Regions from separate parts of the Homo sapiens genome. Here region 2 is linked to region 1. Evidence: read pairs that join two places in POLR2A ChIA-PET (ENCODE). Cell type or tissue: OCI-LY7. All regions are shown on one strand. Links, peaks and the distances in the headings refer to the core of each region. The heading gives the core; the rest is flanking DNA. Region 1 overlaps LOC105377468 (a long non-coding RNA gene). Region 2 overlaps ZNF827 (zinc finger protein 827).

The links. Peaks named below come from ENCODE experiments on the same cell type or tissue, not always from the same donor. Only the 100,000 strongest peaks of a DNase experiment are listed, where the experiment ranks them.
Region 2: POLR2A ChIA-PET joins it to region 1 with 11 read pairs; 2 of 35 experiments call an interaction of 5 or more read pairs at or near these places.

What each region holds. Positions count from the first base shown.
Region 1 is chr4:146,045,673-146,055,551 of GRCh38, reverse strand. It overlaps LOC105377468 (a long non-coding RNA gene), which reads left to right. Exons shown (of 4, transcript NR_188432.1): 4 at 1-1,150. Among named protein-coding and RNA genes, the nearest start is that of LINC01095, 71 kb to the left of the region's middle. RefSeq lists enhancers at 545-794, 132-1,331. In OCI-LY7, for the core only: CTCF peaks have their summits at 4,244, 5,529 and 5,837; DNase peaks (open chromatin) are centred at 4,251 and 5,571; H3K4me3 peaks cover 2,075 bases; H3K27ac peaks cover 3,486 bases.
Region 2 is chr4:145,877,717-145,885,716 of GRCh38, reverse strand. It overlaps ZNF827 (zinc finger protein 827), which reads left to right. Exons shown (of 15, transcript NM_001306215.2): 4 at 1-39. Among named protein-coding and RNA genes, the nearest start is that of ZNF827, 57 kb to the left of the region's middle. RefSeq lists enhancers at 3,809-3,888, 6,486-7,078. In OCI-LY7, for the core only: no CTCF peak of the experiment used is centred there; a DNase peak (open chromatin) is centred at 3,546.

The sequences.
Region 1 (9,879 bases), core at 832-8,831:
CCCATTAATGGTGGTGAGTAAGGTGGTGACAAACCCTGGCACTTTGAAGAATTTCATTACCCACAATTGACCCATGGTGTACTTGGATGAGGTAAAAATGAAAGGAGACGCTAACCTTATGCAATAGTGCTAACTCCTGAAAGATATAGGGCTGTGATAATCACAGGAATTGAAGAGTTGTCTTGTTCTTGTTAACTCCCCTAGAAGAATTGGGAAAAAAGAAAGATAGGTTTACAACATCCAACTACCCATTCAGAGCATAGCAATGAAAGCCAGAAGGTCTCCTTGGGAGAATCTGAAGAGACCCCCATTTCCTGCAACCAGAGGGCAGGCTGTTCTAAAAAAATGACATTCAGGGGTTCACTGCAAGAGGAATTGAACTACAGAGCAGACTGAAGACACAGTCCAGGCAGGCCTCTCATGCAAAAGTCAAAGCCCTAGAGGAAGGAAATGGTCCTTAAAAACTACTGGGATGCAGGCAGGCATCTGGATAGATGTGCTAGATAACCTTGAACCCCTAGATTCCCTGAACAACCCAGGCTAGCAGGAGTATCCTGCACCCTGTTACTTGAACAGAACAGCTTCCCTTTGCCTAGAGACTCTACACAGTCCTCCTCTGAAGCAGACACCTCCAAGATTACTTCAAGGTCTGCTACTTCCTGCCCTCATTGCCTCTATTCCAAAAACTGGAAACAAGTCTCAGCATGCCCTGAGCAGGGTAGCACATTTCTTGCTGTGAGAGATATGACAGATTGTATTTTCTAAAGAAGGCTGCAACCATGTCTCTCATCCCAAATGCTCTTCTACAATGCAATCTTGTCACTCCTCTACCAAGAGATGAAACCTAATTTCAATGCCCTTGAATCTAAGCTGGACTTTACTTGCTTTGACCTGTAATGTACAGAAGTGACACTGTGTGATTCTTACAGCTGAGTCATAAAAGGTGATGCAGCTTCTGCCTTGTTCCTGGGGACATATGCCTCTGTGAGATTGAGCTACTAAATAACAAGACCACCTACCTTGAGGCTGCCATGCTGGAAGAAAGCAAAGCCACATGAAGAGCAAGTAAGCTGGTTGCTTTAGCAAGATCCTTCATATTGATAGTGAATGTGCACTTCTGTCTTTCTCTTGTGAATGCAAACCACTTTTTCAATAGTCTCACGTTAAGTGCCAAAGATTGTTGTTTTTGTTGAATGCATTCTCTTTATCATTCACTACCTGGCCCTAGGAATTTGTTCAATGATCCTCATTTCTGTTACAATATAGTCTTCAGTGACCTTGATCATCTTCACATTCTATAGAACATCATCCTGGCCCATTATATTAATGACAGAATAATAATTGAACTTGGTTTTTAGGAAGGAGCAAGTATACTGGTTTTAAATACTTCATGCTGAAGGAATGAGAGATAAGCCCTACAAAGTTTTGGAAGTCTGCCACATCAGGGAATATTTTAGGGGCCCAAAGATCCAGGGGTATGTTGAGACACCCTACTCAAAAGAATACTTTACATTTCCTACCACTAAGACAGAGGCACAGCACTTGGTGAGCTGCTTTGAATTCCTGAGGCAAAAAAATAACAATAATAAATACTACCCATGAGAATAATGCTCTGATCTATTGTATCAGAAGACTATTGACTTTGCGGGGGTCTGAGAGAGTATCTGAATAGCCTTTTAAAGACTTAAAAAGGCATTGGCTTAGGAATTGCACCTTGCATGGCTAGGTCATTGTCCTCGAGGATACAGCATATTTGTTGAACCAGTGATCACTATATGCAATCACTGTGCTGTTTTCCCAGCATTTGGAATACACAGGAATGATAATTAAAGGATACAAGTAGGACTGACTTAAACACACTCCCTTTCACCCATTAGTGGAAATTATGTTTTTAATTCTTACAACTTTAGGCTCTTCCTGATTAAAAGCCTTGGTCTCAAGGTGTGTGTACAGACGGAGACAGTAAGTGTTCCACTGCATCAATGCAGTGCCATCTGAGGATTTGGGCATCTCCATACTGACAGGTCAGCAGGCAAAAATGGGAGTACTATACTGGCAGGGACACCTGACTGATTATCTTGAAGAGTCGGAGTTGCTGCTACATAATGGGCCCAGGGAGGAAGATGTCTAGAACTTGGGGGAATCACTCAGGCCCCCCTTAGTGCTTCTTTGTCTGGCGATAATAGCAGAGAAGCAATTGAAGTAGCCATGTCCTCACAAGGGCAAGGTAATCAAGGCCCAGCCACTCAGAGATGAAGGTCTGGTCATACACTGAGCAAGCAATGATGACTAGTGGAAGTGCTAGCCAAGGATTCGGGAAATCTAGAAGAAGTGGAATTGGAGAGAGATGATGAGTATAGATTATAGCCTTGGGACCAGCTGCAGCAGTGAAGATTGTGACTTGTTCCACATATTCTTCTATTTTCAGTCATTTTTGGAGATTGCAGCCAGCTACAACTCTGAAATGTCAGTAACAGAGCAAACTAAGGGTGGGCATGAGAGGATCTGCTGAGAGCAAGGAATGAACATGGTAGTCACTAATGATACACTGCCCATGTTCCCCGGCTCACCTGTTAGCTCCCCGGCAGCTTGCAAACATGTCTATACACACTGCCATCTTCCTACCACGAGTGCCATAACTCTCTGCTTCTCTGCTGAGGCCCTTCTCAGCTCACAGTGCGAGTAGCCTGCAAGTGCTAAGGGCATAATGCCTCCAAGGTCAACTTTAATCAACGAGGTTCAAGAGTCAGAAGAGTGAATTCCTTCTGAGATACATTCTTTCTGGTTTCTCAGAGGCTCCCCAGAGGAAGTAGGCCCCAGTTGCTTAGGAAAAATGGAACCTACTTATTAAGGCACCCCCTTTTTACTTTTCTCCTTTCTTTCTCTCCCTTTCCCCACTCCATTCCGTGAAGTTCCTGGGATCACCAAATAAACTATCTGTAATCAAATCTTTATCTCACTCTGCATTCTGGGGAACCCAAACAAAGATGGTAAGTTTGCCTATCTACATTTATGTCTTATTTGCTACAAGTATTACTGGTAATTTTCTTGACAAAAGTAATATGATATCTGCTGATAGGCCAAAATAATACATATTTATAGTGATAACTGCAGCAAAAATGTGAAAACCAATTTTAAAAAGTTATTTTCACTAGTTTAAGAAAAATGAAGAAATTGAACTTTTAAAAAATGCAGTAATACCTCCTAACACATTATGAAGAGGAATATTTTCATAACTGTAGAAATGGTTGGTAAGGCTGTCAACTATCCAAGGATTATATTGAAATAGCTGTCATTGGCCAACTACTATGACTAATGAAATCAACATTTTCACCATGCAGGCAAAATAAACGTCATGAGTCAAATTTAAGAGGTATTTCTTTTTTTCTTTAAAAGTTGTTGAACTATCCAGGTTACTCAACCCTCAGTTTTTCATTTTACAACAGAGTTTTCACATACACAAATACACATACACACACATTTGCATTCAGACATATTCAGACATACATGCACACATCTTTTAGCATTTTAAATATTTTCAAAGTGTAGCTCTACAGACTCATGCATTTTAACTTTGGTAATGCATGCAGTATTCCCTTTGGAATGCAGCTTATGAAGAAATCCACGCTGGGGGCAAGTATATAGTAATTCTTTCTTTATCTCCTGCATATATTAGGAAACCCTCCAGGAGGGTTATTACTAAGACAAATTTAGAAAGACCTCCACATTCACAGAGACAAAAATATCAGCGGCATCCTGAAAAAGCCAATGAGTGATCAAAAATCAGAAATAAACAAGCTTTGCTCATTTTAAGCCATATAAATATTTGTTGAATAAATCCTGTTTTGTTTTCACTTTTGATGGGATGTTAGTTTGTGAAATCAAATGATACCCAGATTCTTTCTTCCCATAGGTTTATAAATACCCAAATATGGCATATTTGACTCCATATACAGGCTTTGTTGAACATGGATTGTTTTTGTCTACCTTTCTCCATTTCAATCACATGGTTCTAGTGTGAACTTCTAATTATGGACCCCTGATCTCTCTGTTCCAGTCAAAGGGCAGGAATGTGGTTAATTACCATGCATCATGCACTGTCTTTAGTGATTATTCTAAGAGGCTATGAAAGGTAAACCAATCAGAGGCCTTCACCAGGATTCTGAAGTGGAGCTCCACAAGGAAGAAGAGCTTTCTTTGTTAATGATGATGTCTGGAAGCAGCCATGTAACTCCACCCCATGGAGACAGCTGGTATAGAAGAATGAAGCCAAATTGTAGGGACAGGTGATACCAAGTGTAAGGTCCTCAGTTCTAGAGTTGGAGAATCCCACTGCCCAACTCTGTGCACCCTGTCTTCTGGGGTTTGGTTGTTCCCTTCACAAGCTTTCTGGGAGCACCTATTGTATCTCTCCCCGTATTCCTCCATGGAGCTCAAAGTAAGCCACCTTGGGTTTCCACTGTTTACAACCAAGAGCTCTGATATATGTGCTGCATTTACTTTTGCTGTTTTATCAAATACTTACAAACTCAACTGCTTAATTAGGCAAAGCATTCTATTGCTTTTCCTTTTTGATATCTCAGTAATTGATTTCTAAGGAAGAGAGGGCATCTTGCTGGGATTGTTTTCACCTATTGCTCTTTTGCCCAGCCTCACCCAGCTCAGATATTGACTAAAGCCGTTCAACTCAGCTGGTCTGGCTACAGAGTACAGGGGTAGGTGCGCACCATGGCTCAGGTGCAATAACGACTGTAGCTTCCCAAATTGTAATGTCAGGTTACCAATGTCGAGACGAATTGGGATTGCCTAAGTGATTCCCTGGGTACACTCACCTTTTTACCCAATGATAAAAACGAGAGATCTCAACAAAATAGCTCTTATCTATTATGCTGCAGACTGACAATTCTTTTTTTTGTTTGTTTGTTTTTTTGAAGACAGAGTCTCACTCTGTTGCCCAGGCTGTAGTGCAGTGGTGCAATCTCCACTCACTGCAACCTCAGCCTCCTGGGCTCAAGTGATTCTCCCACCTCAGCCTCCCGAGTAGCTGGAACTGCAGGCACGCACCGCCAGGCCCAGCTTATTTTTGTTTTTCGTATTTTCTGTAAGATGGGGTTTCACTACATTGCCGAGGCTGGTCTTGAACTCCTGGGCTCAAGCGATCTGCCCACCTTGGCCTCCCAAAGTACTGGGATTACAGGCATGAGGCACTGCACCCAACCAACAATTCTTAAAACTATTTTTAGTTACAATTCTGAAGACAGGGCTCAATGTTGGTTTTAAGGGTTTTATTTTATATTTTGCTAACTACTTACCCTTTTAAAAATCATTTTAGAACCATTTCGAGGATGTAGAAATGTCAACTGTTATTTATTTGTCATCTTCTCCAAATTTTAGGTTTAAAAGAGGCAATATGTGATTGGCCTAGCTTGGGTCACGTGGCCCCTCTTCACTAGGAGGTGCAGGGCACACCCAAAAAGGTTATCCACTGGGGAGTGTAATGCTCTAAGGGAAATCGGATGCTGTTGGTAAGGGGAATAGACACTAAGCAGTAAAATAACCACAAATGCCCACTACAGTGAGCATATGAGATTATTTTCACTAGAGCTAAGCAGAACATAACTGGATATTAACCGCTTCCTAAAATATGACATTCACCTGCAATATGCAAAGAGCTGAGACTACTTCTCTTGAACTTCCCACTTTCGTTTCTCTTTTCTTTTCTTTTTTTTCTCTTTTTTTTTTTTTTTTGAGATGGAGTTTTGCTCTTGTCCTCCAGGCTGGAGTCCAATGGCACAATCTGCAACCTCCGCCTCCCAGGTTCAAGCGATTCTCCTGCATCAGCCTCCCAAGTAGCTGGGATTACAGGCACCCACCAACATGCCTGGCTAATTTTTGTATTTTTAGTAGAGACAAGGTTTCACCATGTTGGCAAGGCTGGTCTCGACCTCCTGACCTCAAGTGATTCTCCTGCCTTGGCCTCCCAAGGCACTGGGTTTACAGATGTGAGCCACCGTGCCCGGCCCCACACTTTCATTTTTCACTTCATTTAGCCTAAGGCAGGATTCCTGGTTTCTTTTTTCCCCCCTTATTATTTTTTTTCAGAAAAAAAAAATTTTTTTCTCAAAATTTCAGAAGAAAGCCTTTCTTTAAAATATTACCTTACTAGATTTATCTTGTCCAATGTGGAAAGCTATGCATTATATACTGCTAAGTAAAAACAAACAAGCAGCAGAATAGTATAAAATCTCATTTTGATTATTTTAAAACATTATTTAGACAATTTTTTTTGGAGACAGATACTCATTATGTTGCTCAAGCTGGAGTGCAGTGGCTATTCACAGACATGACCATAACACACTACAGCTTCAAACTCCTGGCCTCAAGAGATCCTCCTGCCTCAGACTCCCAAGTAGCTAGACAAAACATGTTAAATTGCAAATATAACTGAATATATACTAAAAAGTCTTCCTCATAGATACTCACCAAACATGTAATGCTGGTGTGATAAGCAGAATAATGCCCCCTCAAATATGTCCACATCTTAATCTCTAGAATCTTTAGATATGTTACCTTACATGGCAAAAGGAACTTTGTGGATATGGTTAAACTAAGAATCTTGAGATGGGCAGCTCAGCGTAGATTATTCAGCTGGGCTCAATGTAATGACAAGCGTCCCTGTAAGTGAAAAAGAGAGGCAGAAGAGTCAGTTTCAGGGTGGTATAGTAGGAGAAAGATTTGACTGCCATTACCAGGTTTGAAGATGGAAGGAAGCCACAAGCAGAGGAATGCAGGCAACTGTAGGGGCTAGAAAAGGCAAGGAAACAGATTCTGCCTTAGAGCCCCTAGAAGGGAACTCATTTCTGCCAGTACCTTGAGTTTTGCCCAGTGAGACCCATTTCTGATTTCTGACCTCTAGGACTAAATAATTTGTTGTGTGTGTTGTTTTTTAAGCCACCAAGTTTGTGGTAATTTATTATAGCACCAATGGCAAATGGATGCACATGGTTAATCTTGGGTAGTGGGTTTTTTGGGGGAGGGATGTAGAAGGAGAGACCAAAGGACATTAATACTTCCAAGCTGAAAATTTTTGCAAGTGTGTGCTATTTGTGAGGTCCATTCCAAGATGGCTGAATAGGAACAGCTCAGGTTTGCAGCTCCCACCGTGATTGACGCAGAAGAGGTGATTGCTGCATTTCCAACTGAGGTAGCTGGTTCATCTCATTGGGACTGGTTGGACAGTGGGTGCAGCCCACGGAGGGCAAGCCAAAGCAGCGCAGGACATTGCCTCACCTGGGAAGCGCAAGGATCTGGGGGATTTCCCTTTCCTAGCCAAGGGAAGCCATGACAGACTGTACCAGGAAAATTGGGACACTGCCACCCAAATACTATGCTTTCCCAACAGTCTTAGCAAACAGCACACCAGGAGATTATATCCCGCACTTGGCTCAGCAGGCCCCACACCCACAGAGCCTTGCTCACTGCTAGCGCAGCAGTCCAAGATCGAACTGCAAGGAGACAGCCTGACTTGGGGAGGAGCGTCTGCCATTGCTGAGGCTTGAGTAGATAAAAAAAGCAACCAGGAAGCTCAAACTGGGTGGAGCCCACCGCAGCTCAACCAGGCCTGCCTGCCTCTGTAGACTCCACCTCTGGGGGCAGGACATAGCTGAACAAAAGGCAGCAGAAAGTTCTGCAGTCTTAAACGTCCCTGTCTGACAGCTCTGAAGAGAGCAGTGATTCTCCCAGCGTGGTATTTGAGCTCTGAGAACGGAAAGACTACCTCCTTAAGTGTGTACCTGACCCCCAAGTAGCCTAACTGGGAGACACCTCCCAGTAGGGCCAACTGACGTCTCATACAGTCGGATGCCCCTCTGAGATGAAGCTTCCAGAGGAAGGATCAGGCAGCAATATTTGCTGTTCTGCAATATTTGCTGTTCCGCAATATTTGCTGTTCCGCAGCCTCTGCTGGTGATACCCTGGAAAACAGGGTCTGGAGTGGAACTCCAGCAAACTCCAATGGACCTGCAGCTGAGGGACCTGACTGTTAGAAGGAAAGCTAACAAAGAGAAAGGAATAGCATCAACATCAACGAAAAGGACATCCACACCAAAACCCCATCTGTCGGTCAACATCTTCAAAGACCAAAGGTAGATAAAACTGCAAAGACGGGGAGAAACCAGAGCAGAAAAGCTGAAAATTCTAAAAACCAGAGCACCTCTTCTCCTCCAAAGGATCGCAGCTCCTCGCCGGCAACGGAACAAACCTGAATGGAGAATGACTTTGCGAGTTGACAGAAGTAGGCTTCAGAAGGTCGGTAATAACAAACTTCTCCAAGCTAAAGGAGGATATTTGAACACATCGCAAGGAAGCTAAAAATCTTGAAAAAAGATTAGATGAATGGGTAACTAGAATAATCAGTGTAGAGAAGACCTTAAATGACCTGATGGAGCTGAAAACCATGGCACGAGAACTACGTGATGCATGCACAAGCTTCAGTAGCTGATTCGATCAAGTGGAAGAAAGGGTATCACTGATTAAAGATCAAATTAATGAAATGAAGTAAGAAGAGAAGTTTAGAGAAAAAAAGAGTAAAAAGAAATCAACAAAGCCTCCAAGAAATATGGGACTATATGCAAAGACCAAATCTATGTTTGATTGGTGTACCTGAAAGTGATGGGGAGAATGGAACCAAGCTGGAAAACACTCTTCAGGATATTATCCAGGAGAACTTCCCCAGCCTACCAAGGCAGGCCAACATTCAAACACAGGAAATACAGAGAACACCACGAACATACTCCTCGAGAAGAGCAATTCCAAGACATGTAATTGTCAGATTCACCAAGGTTGAAATGAAGGAAAAAATGTTAAGGGCAGTCAGAAAGGTCGGGTTACCCACAAAGGGAAGCCCATCAGACTAACAGCAAATCTCTCGGCAGAAACTCTACAAGCCACAGGAGAGTGGAGGCCAATATTCAACATTCATAAAGAAAACAATTTTCAATCCAGAATTTAATATCCAGCCAAACTAAGCTTCATAAGTGAAGGAGAAATAAAATCTTTTACTGACAAGCAAATGCTAAGAGATTTTGTCACCACCAGGCCTGCCCTGCAAGAGCTCCTGAAGGAAGCACTAAACATGGAAAGGAAAAACTGCTACCAGCCACTGCAAAAACATGCCAAATTGTAAAGACCATCGATGCTAGGAAGAAACTGCATCAACTAACGGGCAAAATAACCAGCAAACATCATAATGACAGGATCAAATTCACACATAATGATATTAACCTTAAATGTAAATGGGCTAAATGCCCCAATTAAAAGACACAGACTGGCAAACTGGATCAAGAGTCAAGACCCATCAGTGTGCTGTATTCAGAGACCCATCTCACATGCAGAGACACACTTAGGCTCAAAATAAAGGGATGGAGGAATATCTCTGGAAAGCAAAAAAAAAAAAAAAGGCAGGGGTTGCAATCCTAGTCTCTGATAAAACAGACTTTAAACCAACAAAGATCAAAAGAGACAAAGAAGGCCATAAAACAATGGTGAAGGGATCAATACAACAAGAAGAGCTAACTATCCTAAATACATATGCACCCAATACAAGAGCATCCAGATTCATAAAGCAAGTCCTTAGAGACCTACAAAAAGACTTAGACTCCCACACAATAATAATGGGAGACTTTAACACACCACTGTCAATATTAGACAGATCAATGAGACAGAAGGTTAGCAAGGATATCCAGGACTTTAACTCAGCTCTGCACTAATCAGACCTAATAGACATCTACAGAACTCTCCACCCCAAATCAACAGAATATACATTCTTCTCAGCACCACACCACACTTATTCCAAAATTGACCACATAGTTGGAGGTAAAG
Region 2 (8,000 bases), core at 1-8,000, 170 kb after region 1:
CTGTTAAGATGGCGTCTGATTTTCTCATGAAGCTGTCAGGTACTTGAATAGGGTTGTATTCTCTCTCTCTCTCTCTCTCTCTCTCTCTCTCTCTCTCTCTCTCTCTGTCTCTGTCTACCAGTATTCTTATTTGTAAAATAAGCTGGTAGAACTAGATGATTTCAAGGTCCCTTTAAATTTGGATAGTCTGCACTTCCATACATTTTCTCCTTGACTTTGTGTGTGTGTAATCCTTTGGAAGTAGTATTGCTTTGGCTTGGGTCTCAAAACAGTAGGGATTGTTGATTTCCTTCTGCTTTTTTCCCTTTGGTGAGTTCTTACTGTAGGGGGGAATGGTCACATGGTAAGCCAGGCTTGTGTCAGTTGCTTGTGTGACATTGGGCCCTGTTTAACATGTCTCTTCTGCACTGGACTTGTATGAAATACCTCATTTTGGCATTATTCAAGTTCTTTACTGTCTTAATTTATAAGATTTTTAAAGGACATATATACAAAGACTACTATTAGGAATTATAGACTTCTAAAATTTGAGCAAATGATAACTATCTTTAAGAAGTTTTTCAGGTTTTTTTAATGGGAAATTTTTTTATTATGGCAAACTGTATTTAACATAAAATTTACCATTTTAACCATTTTAGGTGCACAGTTCAATGACATTAAGTATGTTCACATTGTTGTGCAAACCATTGACCCCCATCCATCTCCAGAACTTTTTCATTCTCTCAAACTGAAACTCATTAAACAACTCTCGGTTCACCTCTTCCCCCACAGGCCCTGGAGGCCACTACTTTATGTCTTTGAATCTGACTATAGGGACCTCATATAAAGTGGAATTTAAAAACACATTTTTAAAAAAAATTCTTTTTTTAAAAAAACTGCCCTGATCCATTTGGGAAAAAAAGATGGAGTATAAATTATAAAGATGTATTCTTATTAGTTGACATTCTTTCTATCACCATCAAATTGTACATGATGTTTCTTTTTTTATCATTTTTTCCCAACATATTTGATTTAAGTCGTGGTGTTGAAAAGGGGCATCAAGGTCTTAGGGCACTTTGTTTTTCCTGTCATTCTCTTTTGGAATGATAAGGTGTGTTGCAGGATTGTGCAGCTACTCATTACGCTTTTAAGAGTATGATTTTAAATTTTAAAGGAGATGTAGGGGGTGGGGAAAGGTCGGTGGAGAATTGGTTCTGTATTTCAGTGAAGATGGAAGTCCCCACGATGATTTCCAAATGCCATGTCAGCTCTTTGGAGATTGACAATACCCTTTTAAATGGAGAATAATTGGTCACCACCTTCCTTTAAATGGAATGTGAGTCGCATTTCACTAAATGTCATTGCCAGGTGAATTAGAGGTTCAGCTCCACTCTGAAGTCCCTTTGCTCAGGGACACTTCAGTCGGGTCTTTTGGAATGTCCCCCTTACCACAGATCTTTGCTCCTCAGGAGTGGGAGACACTAGTTGGAAGAAATGAGGAAAGGTAGGGGATGGAAAATGAGATGTCCCAGAAATGAACCAAGTAGGCAAAGAGCGGGGAATGTAACAGTGAAGCACACCAACTGGCAATGAGAGTGAGGGGGCCCTATGCTGGAATTGGCCAAGTTTCTGACTCTGGCTCTAAAGAACACTGGCTTCTCTGCTCCTCATCACCTCTCTCCCCCGACTTCTCCCTCCTCTATTCCAATCTAGGGGAAAATGTGATTTTTAGAGACTTTGAGTTTTATATTTAAAAATTTTTGAACATGTGGGGAAAATACATGTTTTCATGTATTCCATGTTTGCTGTTCTGATCCTTTAGGATTTCACCTCCAGGGGAACTCTAGTTTTTCCTTGATTGTCTTCCCTGCCACCGTGATAGCAAAGGGGGCTCCTTTTATGGGCCCTTATAGTGCAATCCCCAGGGAAGGAATGCAAATGACATATTCACATCACATAGCTTAGAAAGGGGGACATTTCCTTACCTAACAGACAGGGGCAATCCGAGTGGGGGTGAATGACTCTGAATAAGGTGTTACTCCCTTTACTCCATGACTCCAGGGATGTTTTAAAATCTAGAGGAAGTTGAGCGAGAACAGGGAAGGTTTGGTCTTTGGATAAAACACTTGTGTATGATGCATGGCTTCTGCTGGGCTCAGCTCTGAGTGCTCACATTACGCTGTAATTAGCTCTAGACCCAATCTCAGGGAGCATAAGATAAGGCTGCTTAGAGCCAGCACTGCAAGCAGCAGACACGAGGGGAGAAGCCAGTTGATAGGTTGGGGGGAAGAATTGCGCATCAAAGCCTTATATTGTGATCTGTGTTTTCAGTTAGCTATTGATGGGGAGTTGTTTATGGTTTGGTAGTCAGAATATTTACTGACTGATAATTGGCATAAGAAAACAGATAACAAATGCACACACTATTTATGCAAAAGGCCCATGTGGCTATTTTATGGTGGCTTACTGGAGGTCCTGAAACCTGACTTGTATGCACTGTTACCTAGCAACCTGTTATAAAGTCACTGGGGAGTGAGATGCATCCTTAATTTTTTTGTGTGTGCATATTTGGATGTAAATGTAAACTTGGTGACTGTGGCAATGCAGCTCAGGAGAGGAGAAGATAAGTTAAAAGGAAAGGAATACATTTTCTAGAGCGATTTTTTTTTTTTTTTTAATTTTACTTACCCTCTGGTTGGTCTGGCCATACGTTTGATAGCTGCTCTCACTGTGATGCCCTACCTGGCTGTGTCTGTGGATATGATTTAGGGACAAAAAGGCCAAATCCCAGGGAGCTGCGGCTGAGTTTCTAGCTCTTCCCATCATCAAATGTAGTGAAGTAGTGGCTAGTCTCGGGCCTTGTCCCTTGGCGTTATAACGGCGCCATTGTTCTTGCACTGAATTTTTTCCCTGGGCTCTGTCCGTGCACCTGCTGGTACTGTAGGGTGCAGCTGTTTGTGGGCACTGAGTCTGTGAATCTTTGTGCCAGCCAGATCACTGTCTGCAAAACTGGAGCACAGTGACAAATTCAAGCGTGCAGACACCTACTTGTTTCCAAAAGAGAGAAAACACTTGATGCTTTCTTGCCTGGTTATTAAGGGGAGTCTTTCTTGCTCCTTCAACTAAAACTAAGCATAAAGATGATTGAATGGAACCGAGTGGGATTAAAAGTCAGTGGATAGAATACTGTTTTAAATGGACTCTCAATACCCCCCACCCCCATTCCTGTTAGAGGTTTCTTAACGTGCATGATTGTGAAATAAAATCCCTTCTCCAAACTATCAGCTATTCTTCTGACTGAGCCCACACTTAACACTGCTTGGTCCTTCAAAAATAATGCTGCTTGCAAAACGGAGGCTTCCAGGCCCGGCATCGCAGTTGATTCAGGGAATAGTATGGGCAGCTTTCAGGGCTGACAGAAAAATGAATTTTGTAGATTTCACCCACGGTTTAGACTGAGGCAGACCTGAGAGGACTCCAGGCCTGTATGTTCCAGCAGCTCTTTCCTGGAAGCCAGAAAGCATATGCAAATCATTGCATGTCAGGGCAGGTGAGCCAGTGGTCACGTGGCTAGGGTGTTCAGGGAAAAGGTGTTCACCCGACTGCGGAGAGCTAAGTTCCTGCTGATTCTGTGCCTTGTCACCCATAGCCAGCAGCAGTTCTTAACCTCGGCTGCACATTAGCCTTGCCTGGGGAGTTTTTCACAAAATGCCAGGGCCCAGAAATTATGATTCACTGGGATAGGCCCTGGACATTGGTATTTTCTTTAATATCCTCAAATGATTTTAATGTGCAGAATGATTTTAGTGTGCAGCCAGGGCTGAGGACCACTGATGTGGAATATAAACTTGTTACATGGTACAGTATTTTTTGGTACAGCTACGGTTTTCATCAGTGCAGTTTTGTTCCTGTGGTCTCCAGCCGAGACCATGAAACGGGGCATGGTGGTATGAGATAGGCCTGTGGCTTTCACCATAGGTCAAGGTTGACATGAAGGAGAGGCCTGGGTGAGTTGTGTTCATGGAGCCCCAGGTGTTTCCTTGTGGGGCCTCCTGACAGGGGAGTTTCTCCAGTTAAAAAGTCTCAAGATTCAGTGCAGAGCATAAAGGAACTGGGAGGGTCGTCATTATTAGAAGCCTGATTAAAAGTTGCCTGCAGCAACGGCCTTACATCATTTCTTTTTCCGAAAACTACCCTTTTCAAGATATAAAATTTAATTCTAACTCTCCAAATTATAACCAAGCAGTTGACAGAAACTTGGCACTTCACTTGTTGGCTGGGAATATCTTTTTGTCCCTGGTTTTCCAAAATAAAAGATATGTCATTTCAACTATTTTTAATTTGGAAGCCAGCAAAAATTGTTGTGCTGTCTCCCACATCATATTAATTTCGTAAAATTGAGACCAAAATAATTTTAACTAGGAGAGATGGACTTCTTTAAAGCACTAACTTACTTTTAGCCTCACAGAGACAGTTTATGAACAAATGGATATAAGCTAAACTGTTTCTGACTTATTAGTAGCTCATCCATTAAACAGCAAAGGTGTTCACATATAAACGTAGGGTGTAGGTTAATGTGTTTGTGTCATATACTGTAGTTTTCCATTGGCCTTTGTTCTACAACTTCCATCTATTTCACCTGCTTTTAAGCCTCTGCATTTACAATACAGTTTTTGTATAAATGGCAGCTCCCCATCTTGCTTTACCTTTGTTTGTGCTGCTGGAGAAGGAGGGATGGGAGATGCCCATTGAACTAAGTCATCCTCATTGCCCAGTGGCTCTGATTGCCTTTCTGTAAAGGCAGTCATCTCAACAAATGAGCCTTCTTCCAAGTAAATGCCATCCTTGTGTTATTCACACCCTACGACGGCAGTGCCAACAGCCAGGGGGCTCTCCCACTCCCCACGCCTGGGCATGCCCTCTCCAGTCAGGTGATTTTCGACAGCCTCCCTTTGCATTTTTAGTTTAGCCCTTCCTTTTAACCCTGCCTTGCTTTTCTGGTGATGGGCACTCACTAATCACGTGACTAAAATTCCTCATGTGAGCAGCTGCATTTAGGGGCCTTATATGTGTAAGCGGCTTGAATGCCCTTTTGAAATTCTCGACTTTATTGAACTTGGTGATTCATAAGAGAGGAAGAGTGTGACTCTTTCTTATTTTTCAGTGACTTGCCACTCATGAGACAAGCACTGACCTGAGTTAAGAAAGGAGCAGGTAGGACTATAAGTAAGTGGGACCTGGAGGATTATACGTAAGTGGGGCCTGGATTGCTTACACACACAGTTGCTGAAACTTGCATGGACAGAGTTCTTACGCTAGTTACTCATTGCTTATTATTTTTACTTTGTTTAATACTTACTAACTCCTTTGAGCCTTGTGGCAACGCCATAGTAGGTGGTATAAGTATTCCCATTTTACAGATGAGGAAACTGAGAAATGGAGAGGTTAGGAGTCTTGCCCAGGTTAGCACAATGAATAGGTGGTAGAACTGAGATTCTTTTTTTTAGACGGAGTCTGGCTCTGTCGCCCAGGCTGAAGTCAGTGATGCGATCTCGGCTCACTGAAACATCCGCCTCCCGGGTTCAAGCTATTCTCCTGCCTCAGCCTCCCAAGTAGCTGGGACTAAAGGTACCTGCCACCATGACCAGCTAATTTTTATATTTTTGGTAGAGATGGGGTTTCACCGTATTGGCCAGGCTGGTCTTGAACTCCTGACCTCGTGATCTGGCTGCCTCGGCCTCCCAAAGTGCTGGGATTACAGATGTGAGAAACTGGGATCACAGGCATGAGAGACTGGGATTCTAATCCAGGCAGTGTGGTTCCAGGATTCTCTTCCCCAGGCTGTCTCTACCCACAAATTACAGAAAGAAGCAGCAAAACAGGAACTCGGCTCTGTTCTCTGCCCTTCTTGTGCGTTGTGGAATTAGCCAGGATTTCAGCATGTTCTGGATGTTGTTATGTCAGACAGCTTTAGAATTTGTGTTAATAGTTTTAGGCATCTCAGGAATTATTTAGTACAAATAGAGCAGTAAGAGTAGGGCCAACTGATATTTCTGTAGAGCTTCACAGCGTACTGTGTATTTCTAAATACATCATTTCATAACAAGCATGTAGATGAGAAAACCAAGACTTGGGGTAAATAACTATAAAAGAGTCATGACTGGAATCCAGACCTTTCTTTCCTGACCCTGCTAGATAGAGTGTACCTAGTTCCAGAATTGCCATCAGAGTGATTTTTTATCTTGATAGACCCCTGGGAAATTTTACCAAAGCCTATTGTATCTGTAAAAACAAAGGGAAGTGTCATTCTCCTTGAAGTCCGTTCTTTTTACTACTGTTGTTATTATTGTTGTTGCTTCTACTATTATTATTTTAAGAGCTATAATTAATCAAATGTGCTTACAGTGAGCTGGGCACTGTGCCAGCCACATCATGTAATTTCTCATTTAACCTTCACCACAGCCCTATAGGGTCTGTAATAGTAAACCTATGTTATAGATAAGGAGGCCGAGACTTAAAGGTTTCGGCTGCAAAGGACAGAGCAAGGATTCAGCTCTGGGTAACCACAGAAGGTTGGCTCTTGACTACTTAATTAGCTATTACCTATTTTTTTTTTCTCAGTTGAGCAAACTGTCTTTTGACCTCCGTCTGCTTCACTGTTTATTTTCCTTGGCTTCAAACCATGGCATCATTTTGAATGCATGCACTTTCAGTCACTAATCTAGTTAAATTTTTTGTGTCTTCAAAATTGTACTGAAATTTTCATCTACACTCCATCCCTTCATGTGCAGCCTGCTCCTCATGCCTAGAAGTTGCCCCTCCAGCTCCCTCCCTGATGCCTTTTCCTCCCCAGCACTGCCCCCACCCATCCACCCAGCATTTCTGATGGACTTTTCTTCCAGTACCTCTTGCATCAGATCATGCTCCTGTCTGGCTAGCTCTTTTCCTTCCTTCCTCCTTTCCTTCTTTCCTTCCTTCCTTCCTTCCGCCCTTCCTCCCTTCCTCTCTCTCCCTTCCTCCCTTCCTCTCTCTCCCTTCCTCCCTTCCTCTCTCTCCCTTCCTTCCTTTCTCTCTCTCCCTTTCCTTTCCTTTCCTTTCCTTTCCTTTCCTTTCCTTTCCTTTCCTTTCCTTTCCTGTCCTGTCCTGTCCTGTCCTGTCCTGTCCTGTCCTGTCCTGTCTTGTCTTTTTTTTCTTTCGAGATGAGGTCTTACTCTGTCACCCAGGCTGGTCTCGAACTCCTGACCTCAGGTGATCCTCCCACCTCAGCCTCCCAATTAGCTGGGTTTACAGGCACAGGCCACCATGCTCAGCCCTAGCTCCTTTCTGCTCAGTAACTATCTCTCCACTTCTCTTAAGAAAACTGTTAACAGTCTTCACCAGCTCATGAACATACCCCTCTCATTTCCATTTTTCTACCTTTACTCATGTTGTTCCTGGGGTCTGATAATTGGAACCATGGAATTGCATGTATATTTTCCTCCTCTTGGGAGGAGCTACAAAGTCACACTGTAAAGAGGTGGGCCTTTGGAGGGGGGAATCGTAGCCATTTCATGGTCTGCCACAGTCCAGAGTTCTTCAGACTCTCTGGGTGATCCACAATGACAAAAATCATTTACAAACTGATCTGTAAATAAGAATGTCAGCATATTAATTTAAAATGACAAGTATAGCAGTCAAGAGGAGATGTCATTTGGGGCAAGTGGATCCTGACTTTCCTGAAAAAGGTTGGAAATATATTATCCAGTCTTCAGGTTTTCTTTCTTCTAGTCTCCAGGCAAACCACTCCATTGCTGCTCATACATTTCATTCTTTGGCCGTGTTAATAGTGGGAATTTAAAATACAGCCTTCTTTCACATTTACTTAGGGCTTGATTGGTTTTCCAGGACCTGTCCTTCCTGCTTTTGACGAGGGAGATATCCTGTCTGTTAAGTGGGTTACTGCAGATGGCAACTTTTGCCCTTTGTGGGTTGGTTTTAGTAGTTTAGTTTTTGCAGGAAAACTTTATATATTTTAAAATTCT